Linked DNA regions of Mus musculus: region 1 is linked to region 2. A link is a loop called in an ENCODE intact Hi-C map of the cell type or tissue named here. Cell type or tissue: heart. All regions are shown on one strand.

Region 1 (8,000 bases), 160 kb before region 2:
GCACATACCCTCTTTGTAAAGGAGCAAGCAGACATGGCTGGCAGGCCTACTCTGCAGGCTTCTTGTTCCAAGTCCATCCATCTGGCCCAGGCAGGACACTTCTTCTGAGCCTCAAGGTGTGAACCCAAGGTGTGGTTATCTCAGGAAAGGCTGAGTCCAGTTCTTCCCGAGGCAGTCAAGGCTAAGCAAGGTATACAAACCTTTTCCATACAAAGAGGTGAACATCTGTTTCTCTCCACAAGGTCCTGGAGTTCCTAGTTTTGTTTTGATTCTTCAGACAGCTTCAAAACTGAGACAATCTTCCTGCATCAGCCTCCAGACATGGGCTCACCAATCTTTCTTTCTTTTTTAATTGATTAATTAATTAATTAGTTAATTTGGTTTTTCTCAAAACACGGTTTCTCTGTGTATCCCTGGCTGTCCTAAAACTCACTATGTAGACCAGGATGCCCTAGATCTGGGTGATCCACCTGCCTTTGCCTTCCAAGTGCTGAGATTTAAGGCATGAGCTACCTACCATTCACTCACCGCCGCGCCCCCTGCAGCAGACTCCCCTATCTTAACCTGGGGGGAGGGGGCTAAGAGCTTGAGACTGGAGCCTTTCCAAATCTGGGGTCTCCCCTTTGTACTGGTTCCAGCCTTGGAATATGGTTCTCAGCATCCACCTTATCCTTTTAGCTAGAGATAGCTATCTCTATCTAAGACTATGATCCAAGCACTGACCCTTTTGTTCCTCAGGCTCCTTAGCTGGCCCGACAGATGCCCTTTCATCATTGCACTGCTTCCCAGAGGCCCACAGTAGTGCAACAGGGAAAGAGTGTCCAACAAGCCTGTCAGTCTCACGGGGTGGGGCGGGGCATGGGGAGTTGGGGTGGCTGGAGTGGGATCTTAGACCTAGAACGCATGCCCACCTGGGCGGAGCCTCGGCCTGAGCAAAGGATGCCCTCTGACCCCAGAGACACGGGCCTGGCTACAATCTCAAGTTTCCATGGAGAAGAGAGTAAAATGAGCAGGGGGAGGGTACGGCCTGCAGGCCTGAGGGGCCAGGCCTGGAAAGGGAAGAAAGAAGGAACAGTAGGTGAGGTGGTCTTCGAGGCTGGTCCCAGATGCTTTGACAATACCATTGCACTGCTTCTCACAGCACAGTAGTGCAACCTAGTCAGAGCACCCGCAGCCAGCAGGAAATCCATCGCCCTCGCTGCACGCAGGGCTGCGCTGGAAATTCAACCACCATGGGTGGGTGGGACATCTATCCAAGCTCGGAGAACAGACGGGATTCCAGCCCGGATGCAGTCCTCTGGACTTATTAACTTCAGGGAACTCAAACTTTCTCTAACAGGCTTCTGATTCTGGTGAGGTACTCCAAGGAGGGAGCTGAAGGGCGAGCACCCGAGGGGGCTCAAACACAAAGGAGAGAGGCCTGCGCTCAGTTGCAGAGGGGAGCACAGTGGGACTACTTGTACCCTGTTTCAGACCAGAACTAGAATAAGAGGGATACTTCACTCCTTGCACGTGAGGCCCTTGGAGTCCGAGATCCGGTCCTTGGTCCATTCCCCCAGTATGAGTTCTGCACTCTATCCTAACAGATTCTCCTGCCTAGAAGAGCAGAACTAGGGCTTCCTGGCATCTGGAGTTTCCCTGGCCTCACCGCACACCCTATCCCAGACCAGTTACTCACGTGGACAGACACCTCTTGTTCTCACCAGGGGGACAAGGTGAAGCTTAGTGGAAGATCCAGGTAGGCGGCGGCCCCGTCATATCTGGACAACCCCGCACCTCAGCACCTCGTGGCGCCCTCTCTCCCTCGGCTCCATCTTTAACCATCTGACAGTCCCGAGGGCCGAGCCCCGGGCCTCAAGGCACAGCGCCAGCCTCATTGGCTTGCGCCTACACCAAGCTTTGCCTCCTGCGCACCTATTGGCTGCTGCTGGAAAGATTTCAAAATAGCCTCCAGGCTCCGATTGGCCAGGCGCCCGAGTTTTGGCTCCACCGTTTTAACAATGAGTTCTACAAACACTTTCTCCTCATTCATAACTCTTGAAAAGGAGCTCTGTCCGCCTTTTCCCAGCTCATTTCTCTGTAGTTATTATAGTGATACTCATGAGGGCGCGTCCATGCTTACTACACAGCTCACCAAATTAGCGAGGGCTCTGAGATCCCGGCAAAGTGTCCTTTGGCCAAGCCAGCGGTTGAATGAACCCCTAGGGGATGCTTCGTATTTCGCGAGAAATTTGTTCATTGCTCCTCCAGGATGGGACATTTACTTAAAAACCGTGGCCTTCCCTCTTTCTGTCCAACTTCAGAGCATCGTCATCAGGAAACCTCTGGCTGGGCTGAGGAGGCCCTGGCACTTTTTGTAAGTGAAGAAATGCTCTGATGTCATTGATGTCATTGAGAATGTGAACCACTTTATGGGTAAGAGTTCATTAAGTGACCTTTCTGAGCTAATATGTCCAAAGATACACAGCACCTAGCACCCAGAACCTGAGGTGTTCTACTCAGTTCTGTCAGCGAAGGGAAAAACAGAGTTTTGCAGCTGGCGTCTGAGCTTTACCCCTAGTTATATCCATATGAGACAGGGAATCTTTACCCCCCAGCTCAAAGGCTGAAAGAAAATATTTTTAAAGCAGACAGAGCTGGTTTTCGATCTTCAAGAACTCATTTTGTCCACTTAATTTTAAATGTAATTTTTTGTGTATGGGTGCTTTGTTTGCCTGTCTGTACCACCATGTACATGCCTAGTGTTCAGGGAGGTCAAAAGGCTTTCTATCCTCTGCAACTGAAACTATAGAGGATTGTAAGCAAACACATGCATGCTGGAAATGAAACCCATATGCTCTGGTAGAGCAACCAATGCTATTAACACTGACCCATAATATCTCAGTCCCTACATTGTTTTGTCTTCTTTGGGAAAAAAAAGAATGCTGGTTTTTTGAGACATCGTATATCACGGCTGGCTAGTTGAGAACTCACAGAGTAGACCAGGCTAGCCTTGTGCTTATGGTAATCCTCCTAGGTTTTTGCAGTACTGGGGATACAGCCACCACACTGCATCGCTCCACACAGATACAAAATAAAACATCCAGAAATTCCAACATTTGGGAAGTGGAGAAAAGAGCCAGAAGTTCAAGACCAGCCTGAACTACATGAAATACTGTCTTTAAAGAGAGGGGGCTCACCAGAAAGAAGGCTCAGTGGTTAAGAGGGTTGGCTGCTCTTCCAGAGGACTCAGGTTCCATGCCCAGGATCCACAAGTTGTCTCAAAGGCATCTGTAACTCCAGTCCAGTATCGTCTTCTGGTCTCTAAAGCCATTGCATGCATAGACATATGGGCAGTCAAAACACCCATACACATAAAAATAAAAATCAAATGTAAAATTAAAGTGTTTTGCTGCTGCTCCTGTGCTTTTCATTTGTAATGTTTTGCATTCTGCATGGAAGCAACTTTTCTGCTCCATGAGTTTGGGGGCTGGAGAGATTGATGGCATGGCTGTCAAAATCGAGTACTACTCTTGCAGAACTGTTAAAATTGGACTTAAATGAGTTCCCCAGCCATACTAGATGGCTTACAGCCACCTGCAGTCCCAGCTCCAGGAAATCCAACACCCTCTTCTGACCTCTGAGGACACCTAACTCATGTTCATATTCACACACACACACACACACACACACACACACACACACACACACACTTTAAAATGGCATTTAAAAGTTTGGCAATAGATCAAGGCACATTAGTACACATCTTTAATCCTAGTACCTGGGAGACAAAGGCAGGTGGATCTCTATGAATTCAAGGAGACCAGGCTACATAGCGAGTTTCAGATTAGCCAGGGTCGCATGGTAAAACCTGTCTCAAAATAAAAGTTTGTCAGTGGAAAGACCAAGTCTCTTACAGACAGGGGAGTAATGGTCCAAGACATAACTCCCTCCCCTCAGGATTCAAATTGACTACAGCTTTTCTCTCATCCACACATTAGTAAAGTCAACTGATTTCTCAAATCCATGTTATCAGTTCTTCCCACACTATCCCAAGTCCCTCCCAGCCAACTGTCATCTCAGCCTCTTAGGATTTTTCCTGGCCCTCAGGAAATCATCCTACTAGTTCCCCTGAAGTCCTTATGACCTACTCAGTCAAGCCCAGGAAATCTGTCATTCCTTCCCCCACCTCTAGAGGCCATGCACACACCACTAGTGAGCTGCCAGCTTGCTGGTGAGGGACCTTTTGCTAGTGTGTGTGTGTGTGTGTGTGTGTGTGTGTGTGTGTGTTTTCTTATGTGCATTATTTTATCTAATGTTAGTGTTGTAAATGGGCCCTATGCCTTGTACATGCTAGAAAATGTTCTACCTATAGCCTCAAACATACCAAGTACCAGCCGGGCATGGTGGCACACGCCTTTAAGCCCAGCACTTGGGAGGCAGAGGCAGGCAGATTTCTGAGTTCGAGGCCAGCCTGGTCTACAAAGTGAGTAGGACAGCCAGGGCTACACAGAGAAACCCTGTCTCGAAAAAACAAAAAACAACAACAACAAAAAAAAAAAACATACCAAGTACCAACTGTTCCACAACTCAATTAGTCCCCCAGCTCTTGCTTTTAAATTATACAACCTTAACCACCCAGATTGGATGGGTTTTGTTGTTGTTTGTTTGGAGTGGGGAAATTGTCTTCCCTTGCGATGTCCCTTCTCACTCTTTTTGTTGTTGTTGTTGTTGTTGTTGTTTTGTTTTGTTTTTTCGAGACAGGGTTTCTCTGTGTAGCCCTGGCTGTCCTGGAACTCACTTTGTAGACCAGGCTGGCCTCGAACTCAGAAATCTACCTGCCTCTGCCTCCCCAGTGCTGGGCTTAAAGGCGTGCGCCACAACGCCAGGCCCTTCTCTTTTAAAATTACAGGTGTCTGAAAAAATGTTCAACATCCTTAATCATCAGGGAAATGCAAATCAAAACAACCCTGAGATTCCACCTCACACCAGTCAGAATGGCTAAGATGAAAAATTCAGGTGACAGCAGATGCTGGCGAGGATGTGGAGAAAGAGGAATGTTCCTCCATTGTTGGTGGGATTGCAAGCTTCTACAACCACTCTGGAAATCAGTCTGGCGGTTCCTCAGAAAATTGGACATAGTACTACCGGAGGATCCAGCAATACCTCTCCTGGGTATATATCCAGAAGATGTCCCAACAGGTAAGAAGGACACATGCTCCACTATATTCATAGCAGCCTTATTTATAATAGCCAGAAGCTGGAAAGAACCCAGATGCCCCTCAACAGAGGAATGGATACAGAAAATGTGGTACATTTACACAATGGAATACTACTCAGCTATTAAAAAGAATGAATTTATGAAATTCCTAGGCAAATGGATGGACCTGGAGGGCATCATCCTGAGTGAGGTAACCCAATCACAAAGGAACTCTCACAATATGTACTCACTGATAAGTGGATATTAGCCCAGAAACTTAGGATACCCAAGATATAAGATACAATTTGCTAAACACATTAAACTCAAGAGAACGAAGACTAAAGTGTGGACACTTTGCCCCTTCTTAGAATAGGAAACAAAACACCCATGGAAGGAGTTACAGAGACAAAATTTGGAAGTGTGACGAAAGGATGGACCATCTAGTGATTGCCATATCCAGAGATCCATCCCATGATCAGCTTCCAAATGCTGACACCATTGCATACACTAGCAAGATTTTGCTGAAAGGACCCAGATATAGCTGTCTCTTGTGAGACTATGCCAGGGCCTAGCAAACACTGAAGTGGATGCTCACAGTCAGCTATTGGATGGGTCACACGGCCCCCAATGGAGGAACTAGAGAAAGCACCCAAGGAACTAAAGGGAACTGCAACCCTATAGGTGGAACAACAATATGAACTAAGCAGTACCCCGGAGCTCTTGACTCTAGCTGCATATGTATCAAAAGATGGCCTAGTCAGCCATCACTACAAAGAGAGGCCCATTGGACTTACAAACTTTATATGGCCCAGTACAGGGGAATGCCAGGGCCAAAAAGGGGGAGTGGGTGGGTAGGGGAGTGGGGGTGGGTGGGTATGGGGGAGTTTTGGTATAGCATTGGAAATGTAAATGAGCTAAATACCTAATAAAAAATGGAAAAAAAAATTACAGGTGTCCCTGTAGGTTTGTGCGCATGTGTGCAGGAATAAGAGGTCTGAGAGATCCCTCCCAGAACTGGAGTTACAAGTTGTGAACCACCTGACATGACATAGTTACTAGTCCTCTGAAAGTGCAGGCTGTGCTCCCAACTAGCAAGTCATCTTCCCTAGTTCTCTTCTTTCTTTAGGGCCTTGGATGTCCTAGTGGGGGCCTGCACCATGGGCAGGTCAGAGTAAGGGGGAGTGTGCCATTGCCATCAAAAGTCTGGGAGCCTGAGGTGTTAATTCCCAATAGATAGGCAGAATCCTCAACAGACCTTTAGTCAAAGATAAGTTTCAAAACTGCTGCAACCACCAGAAGAATGGGTTCCTGAGAGTAAGAGATGAGAGGACTGGAGAGTTTGAGCCCATCCCAGTTGGCAGGGGCCCTGCCTACGGCCAAGGCCCTTCAATAGAGAAATTGCCTAAGGTCAAGTCCTGGGAAATGAGGTCGGCGGCTCTGACGACACTGTATGGTAGACTGCAGAGTTAAACTGCACAGACAGGCATCCAGAAAAGGTTTGGGACAGTGAGATGGCTATGTGTACTGTGTGAAGCTGGCAAACTGAGAGTGATCTCTGGAACCAACATAAAGGTGGAAGATGAGAAGCGACTAGAGAGAGCTGCTCTGAGGTACAGGTGGCAACAAACACATCTCATGCACTCACACTTAGTAATAAAAATGAGTTTATTGAACAGGTTGGGGCCAGTTGTGGTGGTGTACACCTTTAATACCAGCACTCAGGAGACAGAGGCAGGTGGATCTCTCTGTGAGTTCCAGGCCTGCCAAGGATACATAGTGAGACAGTCTCAAAAAAAAAAAAAAAAAAAAATTTCAGCAGGTGCTTGAGACAGGTGAGATGGTAACTTGGACAGATATGGCTGGCACCTTCAGATCTTCCCCAGGGTTACAGCAAAAATAATCCCAGACCAACATTCTTTAATCATAAAGGCACTTGAGGGCCCCTACAAACAAAGTCTTACACAAGAGTGACCCCGAGATTGCCACTCAGCCACCCTCCCATCACTCATCTGGTTCTCAGAGTTCATCGTGACCCGTGGAGAGATCTGCTCCAGGCTTGATGAAGATTCCTTCCATTGCCTTCCACGTGTTGTGAGCATTGGCACTAGGCATGCCATGAACCTCATGCTGCCCACGGATGGGGTTACCATACTGTTCACCAGTGACCGACAGGAACACAGAGGTGCCCACGTGCTGGAAGCGGACACTGGCCTCTCGCTCCCAGTGTTGCCCAGAACATCGGACTGTCCACAGGTCCAGGTCATCACCCTCACCGTCTTCCCCAAAAGCACTCACCTCCTGAGAGTATAAGGTATAGGAACAGTCACACAGAGGGCACAAGCTCCCCTGAGCTGCATGTCTGGCCGTCATATTTGCACCTAGTATCCTGGGGCCTCTGCTCCTTTTCCTGACCTTCAGCATTCACAGCTATGAAAATGGAAGCCAAGAGTCCTGCCCTAGCTAGGCTCAGCGGCACACGCCTTTAAGCGTAGCACTCAGAAGGTATAGGCAGGCAGATCTCTGGGGGGTTTAAGGCCAGCCTGGTCTACATAGTGTGTTCTAGGACAGCCAGGGCTACATAGAGAAATCTGGTCTCAAAATAGACTCTCACCCCATTCTTCAGGTGCATAGAGCCTCTTGTATCAGACTGTGTAGTGCCAACTGGCCTTACCCCCAAATTCCCCTCCAACATTTTCCCCCTGAAACTCTCCAAAGCACTGTCAGATTCTCCCTGCGTCCCTCCCAGACCAGCTGCAATGAACACTGTACTTTAGTAGGAACTCTTTCGCAGAGGGGAAGGAGTAGGAAGAAGCTCCCACTT
Region 2 (8,000 bases):
AATGTGTGTATGTGTGTGTGCATGAATGTGTGTATGTGTGTGTATGTATGTATGTATGTATGTGTATGTATGTGTGTATGTGTGTGTATGAATATGTATGTGTGTGTGTGTGTATATATGTGTGTGTATGTTATGTATGTGTGTATGTATGAATGTGTATATGTATGTGTATGTATGTATGTACGTATGTGTGTGTACACGTATGTGTGTGTATGTGTGTGTATGTATGTGTGTATATATATATATATATGTGCGTGCCTGTGTGAGGCAGGGTCTCCTTCTCCCAGGTTGAAACTGAGGGTGTTCGTGATCTTCCTGCTTCTGTCTCCTAACTGAGAGCGCTGGGATTACACGTGTGTGCCACCATGTCTGGCTTCATGACTTTTTATATCACTTTTCTTTTTTTTTTTTTAAACACTTTTTTTTTTTGATTTATTTATTTATTTATTACATGTAAGTACACTGTAGCTGTCTTCAGACACTCCAGAAGAGGGAGTCAGATCTCATTACAGATGGTTGTGAGCCACCATGTGGTTGCTGGGATTTGAACTTCGGACCTTCGGGAAGAGCAGTCGGGTGCTCTTACCCACTGAGCCATCTCACCAGCCCCTATATCACTTTTCAAATTTACTTTTTTCTTTCCTTTTCTTTTAGGGAAAAAACAAACAACCCCAGCTCTGAGTAGCCTCCAGCATGCTATACAGCCTCAGTCAGCCTCAGAACTTCTGCTCTTCCATTCCCAATGCTGCATCACACCTGGCTTCTTGAAAACAGGGGTCTCAGGTCCCACACTGATCTTGAAGCTCTGATCCTTTAGTCTCTACTTCTTTTTCTTCTTCTTCTTCTTTTTTTTTTTTTTTTTTTGGTTTTTCGAGACAGGGTTTCTCTGTGTAGCCCTGGTTGTCCTGGAACTCACTCTGTAGACCAGGCTGGCCTCGAACTCAGAAATCCGCCTGCCTCTGCCTCCCAAGTGCTGGGATTAAAGGCATGCGCCACCACCGCCCGGCTAGTCTCTACTTCTTAAGTGCCAGGGCTACAGATGTACACCACCACATCTGTTTTAGGTGGTGTGCATGTTAGGCAAGCATCTTACCAACTGAGATATAGCCCCAGCTACACAAGCCCCCTTTTAAAAGATTGGGCTCTATGTGGTCGAGGCTGGCATGAACTGATCTTCCTGCTTCCACCTTCCAAACCCTGGCTTTGTTGTTGTTGCTGTTGTTGTTAGTCTGAGACAGGGACTTCCTATATAGTCCTAGCTGGCCTGGAACTCACTGGGATCAGTCTGCCTCTGACTTCTGAATGTTGGAATTAATGGCATATACCACTATACCCAGCTAGCTAGCTAGCTAGTTAGATGTCTGCTTTCCTTCTTTACTTCCTTTTCTTTTCTTGAGACAGGGTCTTGAAGGCTGTCATTGTAGTGCAAACCTTTGATCTCAGCACTTGGCAGAGGCAGAGGCAGAGAGGCAGAGAGGCAGAGAGGCAGAGAGGCAGGTGCAGAGAGGCAGAGGCAGGCGCAGAGAGGCAGAGACAGAGAGTCAGAGAGGCAGAGGCAGAGAGGCAGAGGCAAAGAGGCAGAGGTAGAGGCAGAGAGGCAGAGGCAGAGAGGCAGAGAGGCAGAGGCAGAGAGGCAGAGGCAGAGGCAGGCAGAGGGGCAGAGAGGCAGAGGCAGAGGAATCACTGTAAGTTCAAGGCTAGCTTGGTCTATAGAGTGAGTTCCAGGACAGCCAAGGCTACATATACTAAGAAACTCTGTCTCAAAACCAACCAACAAACCTAAGACCAGAGAGAGAGAGGGGTTGGGGGGATGCAGGCAGGCAGAGTGGAAAAGAGGATTTGCTTTTCTAACTTTTGATGATCACAATGCAGTTGATAGAAGTACATAAGTGTACTATACTATTAATGGCCACAGTTGTGCAGTGGCAAAGGAAAGGCCCCTTTTAAACAAGAGATGCAACCTGCTGGACCACAGAGGAGCTGTTGAGTAGATCAGGCCATGTGCCATGGAGTGAACTGTGGTTGTGGTGGAAACTTTGGTGGAAGAGGAAGCAGTGGTGGTGTCCTGGTTATATTAGCAGAGGAGGCTATGGTGGTAGTGACCAGAATACAGAAACCAAATGTTACATGAGGAGGTTATGATGTTTAATCAATAAAGGATGTGTTCCACTCAGGCTGCCTCAGGTGTACATCCTGCGGAGGTTACAGAGACGAGCCATTCCCGTGACTCAGCTCACTGTCTTCAGGCCCCTCTGGAGTTCAGAGACCTTGGATTCTGTGGACCTGGAGTTGCAGGACATTAGGTGGAGGTATCTGTGGTGGTGATAGTAACTATAATGATTTTGGTGATTACAGTGGACCACAGCAACAAAATTATGTTCCCATGAAAGGGGTAGTTCTGGCTGGTGATGGTCAGGTGGTACTTATGAATCTGGTGGTATAAGTGGTGGATATGGAAGGTTTTAGTTTGGTTTGGTTGGTTGAGACCAGGTCTCAATGTGTAGCTTTAGCTGGACTGAATTTGCTTTTTAGATGAGGCTGGCCTCAAACTCACTAAGATTCACCTGCCCCTGCCTCCCATGTGCCACCATGCTCGGCTCTTTAATTTACTTTTTATTAGTTATTTGTGTGTGTGTGTACATACACACACAATGGCACACATGTTAAGGCCAGAGGACAACTTGCAGGAGTCTGTTTTCTCCTTCCACCGTGTGTGTTCCAGGTTGGGGTAGCACAGACCACAGAGGCCTCTGGGAAAGCAGAAGCCCTGTGTGGCCTCTAAGGGTGATGGTGATGGGGAGAGGCCTGACAGGCCAAAATACTCACGGTCTTTCTGGTGCCCTTCTTCATCAAGGTAGATGTTAGTTTTCATGTTCCAAATAAACTGGTGTGCCAGAAGCTGGGATTTGGCTGCAGCCCAGAGAATGTACTCACGCACATAGCCCATCTGTAGGAGGTCAAGGCCACAGTCAATCTTCACTCCTGGAAGAAACTCTTCCTAACCTAGTGTAAGAAGCAACTCCCACTGCCTGACTGTATGGTTCCCACTATGTGGATGTACCCTATAGAGTCAGTGCTCAGTCTAGCCAGTAGCCAGGGGCTGGGTACCATGGGTCTACACTATAGGCGTGGGCTTCCTGTGTTAGTTCCCTTGGTATTTAAGAACCATGGCTCTCAATTTCTACTGCTGTCAAATACAAGACGCAAGTAGGCTAGGTGCCCAAAACTCACTTATAAGGCTGTACAAGGTACCATCCAGAGGGACAGGGTCCAGAAAGTTCTACAGAGTTGGATGTAGCTCACACACTGATAGTTGCCATCTTAAAGACATCTATCCATCTCATTTGTCTCCTGCCATTATCTGGTAGCTCCAGTTTTTTCTCTCTCGTTCTCTCTCTCTCTGTTATGTGCATGGCTGTGTGAGGATGTGAAAGGTTGACACTGGTGTCTCCCCCAGTCACTCTCCACCTTAGTGTTTAAGATATGGTCTGTCAGGTTGGTGAGATGGCTCAGCGGTTAAAAGCGCCGACTGCTCTTCCTGAGTTCAAATCCCAGCAACCACATGGTGGCTCACAACCATCCGTAACAAAAATCTGATGCCCTCTTCTGGAGTGTCTGAAGACAGACAGTGTACACACATATAATAAATAAATAAATAAATAAATAAATAAATAAATAAATAAATCGATCTTTAAAAAAAAAGTGGGGGGAGGGTATGGGGGACTTTTGGGATAGCATTGGAAATGTAAATGAAGAAAATACCTATTAAAAAAAAAAAAGAAAAAAAGATATGGTCTCTCACCAAACCTGGAGCTTGCTGATTTGGTTAAACTGGCTGGCTGGATAGCCTCAAGGCACAAGGTACACAATGTGGACAGCTCTTGGAGTGAGAGGGTGTGGTGGGTACATTACCTTACTTTTGGCTCCCCAGATCTAGGTTTACAGGTGATCTACGAGGATGCCAAGGACTGACTTCAGGTCCTTACACACACATGTTCCTTACACACACAAGGCTGCTATTTTACTAAGCCACTTCACATTCCCAGTAACTCCTAGTTTTAATGGCCATGTCTTAGGTTTGGTGAGATGGCTCACCAGATAAGAACATGTACATTCTGGGAGAAGACTGGAGTTCAGTTCCTAGCACCACAGCAGAATGCTCAGAACTCCAGGGCCACAGAATCCAAGGTCTCTGAACTCCAGAGGGGCCTGAAGACAGTGAGCTGAGACACAGGAGCAGCTCGTCTCTGTAACCTCAGCAGGATGTACACCTGAGGCAGTCTGAGTGGAACACATTCTTTATCAGCTTACCTAAACCTCATGAGAACAGCCAGTCTGAGGGAGGTCATGTCATTTGTTGATACCTGACCCAACAAAGGGGATTCTAGAAGAACAAGCTGCCCACCTGAAGGAAACAGCTAGAAAATGTACCAGAGCCCACCCACTCTGCAGATCTGGGCCTCAGGATGGGGCAGGGAGAACAAAGGGCTCAGTTCTGGCTGGACAGTCCTGTTCCTGAGGGAATGCAGAGCTGGTCTGAGGTAGAATTTAGGGTCCATAGCAATGTGTACAGCTCTTGGAGGACACTTACCTTGTCATATCTGAGGGCCTGCACAATCTGGGGGATGTAGAACAGAATGGCATCCTGTCGAGGAGGAAAGACTGATTTCAGAGGTTACAACACTTAAAACAGCCATGAACCCTGGACCTGCCCACTGGACGCTGCCCCCTGCTGGAGAACTGGGGAAGTGCAGAGGCTAACAAAGTATCTAAGGCTTGAAACACACAGTGAAATCAAAAATGCAGAAGAGTGCAGCTTACCCCAGGTAAAGGGGCTGAAAGTTACTACAAACTTGCTGGTGCTGAAACTGTAGCAATCAGGGATCTAGAACATTCTACAGAAACTCCCTGCTACAGACTTTCCACCATGGCTACTACATAAAATCTTCAGGATCCCTGAAAGTTTGTTGTTGGAGTAAGAGGCATGGGCACACTGCTTACCTCTCAGAGCAGGGGCTAAACTCAAACTGTTTTTAAAACCAAAAGATCCAATTAAAGTTAAAAAAAAACCCAAAACAAACAAACAAACACATACAACTAGAAAACATATGAATTACAACTAAATTCATCACCTCCCTAGTGTTGGTACTAAAAGTGTGTGCCACCATAGCCCAAATTCATCCCCTTCCACTACTGAAGTCAAGAATAAAGGCATACTCTAGATGGACCTATATAGTTGGATGCATGCCTGTTGAGCTGACTTTTTTTTTAATAGATTTATTTATTTATTTATTTATTTATTTATTTATTTATTTATTGTATGTGAGTACCCTATTGCTGTCTTCAGACACACCAGAAGAGGACATCAGATCAGATCTCACTACAGGTGTTTGTGAGCCACCATGTGGTTGCTGGGAATTGAACTCAGGACCTCTGGAAGAGCAGTCAGTGCTCCTGAGTTCTCACTCCAGCCCTGGGCTGCCCACTTAATCTATCCACTTAACCACACTGGGATAGCTATACCCTAGGCTAGCTCACAGGGCTTTAGACTCACCGGAGGGAAGGATCGCAGGACTTTTACCCCATACTGTGCAGTGAGAGGGTGTGGTGGGTACATGCTGGAGAAGTAGGAGAGGCCTGTAGGTGGGTCCGTGGGTGCCCAGCATAAAACATGGCTGAGCTCTGGAGCATCAGCATCGATGGTGTGCCAGGTGACAAGGAACTGGGGAGAAAGTTGGGAGATAGGGTTGCAGGAGTCCTTTCAGTTATGGCCTGCTCCAGAATGGCCGCAGCAAAGGGTCATAGGGTGGGCATGCTCTGCATGCCTTTAATTACAGCACACAGTGGGCACAGTCAGGCAGATCTCTGTGAACCTGAGTCTACAAGGTGAACTCTAGGCCAAGAAAATAAAATAAAATGTGATAATAAAAGCCATTTATGATAAAAATGGAAAGTGCTTCTGACATGTTACACAAAGTAGCATAATTGCAATAAATTCAAGTAGAGGGGCTAGGAGTGAAGCTCAGGAGGTAGTGTGTTCCAGGCTAGTAGCACTGATCCCCAGTACTGCATAAAACCAGTTGTGGTTGTATACATATTACCACATGGCAGATGGAGAATGGAGAATCAGAAATTCAAGGACATCTTTAGCAAATCTGAATTTGAGGTTAGCCTGAGATATATGAAACCCCATCTATAAACACAGTTAAAGCAGACTAAATATTTCCTATCATAAACATAATAATTACTACATACTAGAAATAGAAAATGCAGGGAGTTAAAAAAAATCCTACCACTGAGATTACCCAGTCTTTCTAATGTGATAGATAAAATAATTTTGTTTTAGAGACGGGGTCTTACTCTGTAGTCCTAGCTGTCCTTGAACTCAAGAGGTCTTTGTGCCTCTGCCTCATGACTGCTGAGATTAAAGGCATGCACCACTGTGCCCTGTTCTCTTTACTGAGACAAGGTCTCACTAGGCTGTCCAGACTGGTCCAAACTTCACTTTGTAACTTCGACAGGCCTTTAACTTGTGATCCTCCTGTATCAGTCTCCTAATGGCTGCGATTGTAGACCTATACTGGTGACTAGGCTCAGCAATGACGGTTAATACCAACTTAATTGAGAAATGTATAGATTAATAAAGCACACCTTTGAGTACATCCATGGGGCCCAAAGAGGACTGGGTCCTGAGGCTCTGGCCTGATGGACGGGTTAACCTTTTGAGGAGCCATAATATGGTGGTACTATTTTAAGCTGGTGCAAAGTATCTGGGGCCTTGGTGGAGGAAGTGGGTCACTACAGGTATGTATTTGGAGGCTATACTTTGTCTGGATGCCCCCTCTTGCTCGTCTGTTCATCTGGCAGGATGTGAACAGGTTCTTCCTGCACATGGTCCTGTGGCCATGATGTTCTGCTCAGCCATATGAGGCTGAGCCCTCTGAAATGGAGTCAAATAAAGCTTTCCTCTCCCAAGTTGTTTGTGTCAGATATGTGGTCATAGTCATAAGAAGGAGCCAGGCCTCTCTAGAAAACATTCTAGATCTAGTTTGAACTTGAGCTGGTGTATGTGGGCTGTGCTACCTTGATGGCTTCAGGGACATCACTAACAGCTCCAGGATCCAAGCGAACGAGACGGGTCACTTCATTTCCAATGGCTTCTGTATTCTTGAACCTACAGTGCACAGAGGGTTTGTGTTGGGTAGCCATACGAGCAGGTACGTTCCTTCACTGCCACAGATGAGCCAGAGGGAAAGACTCAGGGGGAGGATTTAGATTAACACTATAGACAGACATCTAGATGTAGGCAAGTAATACATTACAACATCTGAAAAGTTATTACAACATTTACAAGGAGATAGGAGAACGCCACAATTGGAAGCCACTCTGAGGGACATAGAAGCCTCATCTCAAGATGGTTTAGTGAACAAATGTCCTTGCTGCCAACCTTCACCTTCCCCAACCCCCCCCCCCCCCCATCCACACTTCTTCAAAGCAAAAAAAAAAAAAAAACCAAACCAACAAATAAAAGGAAAGGGTAAACCATTCTTCAAAAACCACCACAGCTCTTTCCCCTGGTCCTCTGTAGCAGCCTATCTCTGGTTCAACGTCTTACTTTAGTCTAAATCCACAAGGCTCCTTACTTAGTGGTGAGGGGGCAGATGTAAGCCTGCATGTGTTACTGACCCAGGCTAATGCAAGGAAAGTCTCCATAAACATTTGGCTTTGAAAGGACTTAAAAGAACCAGTGTGCTGTTCTGGGCCTGAAGACCAGGTAGAAACAATAGGAAAATGGTAAACCTTGGCTTGCAGAGATAGAGGCAGACATGGGGTATCTATCTCTGGAGGTAGGGAAGAAGGCTAAGGGCCATGTGGGATTATGTCATGGGGGCCTCTGCAACCCATCTCACCTACTGTCAGGCTAAAGGTTTATTTCTGTCTGAGAGAATCCCCTTATAGCTTGTCACCAGCTTTGTTTTCAGAGGAATGAAAAGATGCCT

The links. A loop is a pair of places that touch in the nucleus more often than their neighbours do. Peaks named below come from ENCODE experiments on the same cell type or tissue, not always from the same donor. Only the 100,000 strongest peaks of a DNase experiment are listed, where the experiment ranks them.
Region 1: a loop joins it to region 2, with 2.7 times the contacts of the local background. A loop is called at or near these places in 14 of 42 quality-filtered maps.

What each region holds. Positions count from the first base shown.
Region 1 is chr16:17,123,312-17,131,311 of GRCm38, forward strand. 2610318N02Rik (RIKEN cDNA 2610318N02 gene) reads right to left here and starts at 1,891. Exons shown (of 7, transcript NM_001358255.1): 1 at 1,679-1,891. It overlaps Sdf2l1 (stromal cell-derived factor 2-like 1), which reads right to left. Exons shown (of 3, transcript NM_022324.3): 3 at 6,827-7,477. The coding sequence ends at 7,196. It overlaps Mir130b (microRNA 130b), which reads right to left and starts at 831; the gene lies at 750-831. It overlaps Mir301b (microRNA 301b), which reads right to left and starts at 1,185; the gene lies at 1,089-1,185. In heart, a CTCF peak has its summit at 4,156; a DNase peak (open chromatin) is centred at 1,900; H3K4me3 peaks cover 2,822 bases; H3K27ac peaks cover 2,161 bases.
Region 2 is chr16:17,288,289-17,296,288 of GRCm38, forward strand. Pi4ka (phosphatidylinositol 4-kinase alpha) reads right to left here. Exons shown (of 55, transcript NM_001373955.1): 40 at 7,084-7,174; 41 at 5,555-5,722; 42 at 4,592-4,645; 43 at 2,827-2,947. Among named protein-coding and RNA genes, the nearest start is that of Tmem191c, 16 kb to the left of the region's middle. In heart, a CTCF peak has its summit at 4,738 (motif pointing left); no DNase peak of the experiment used is centred here.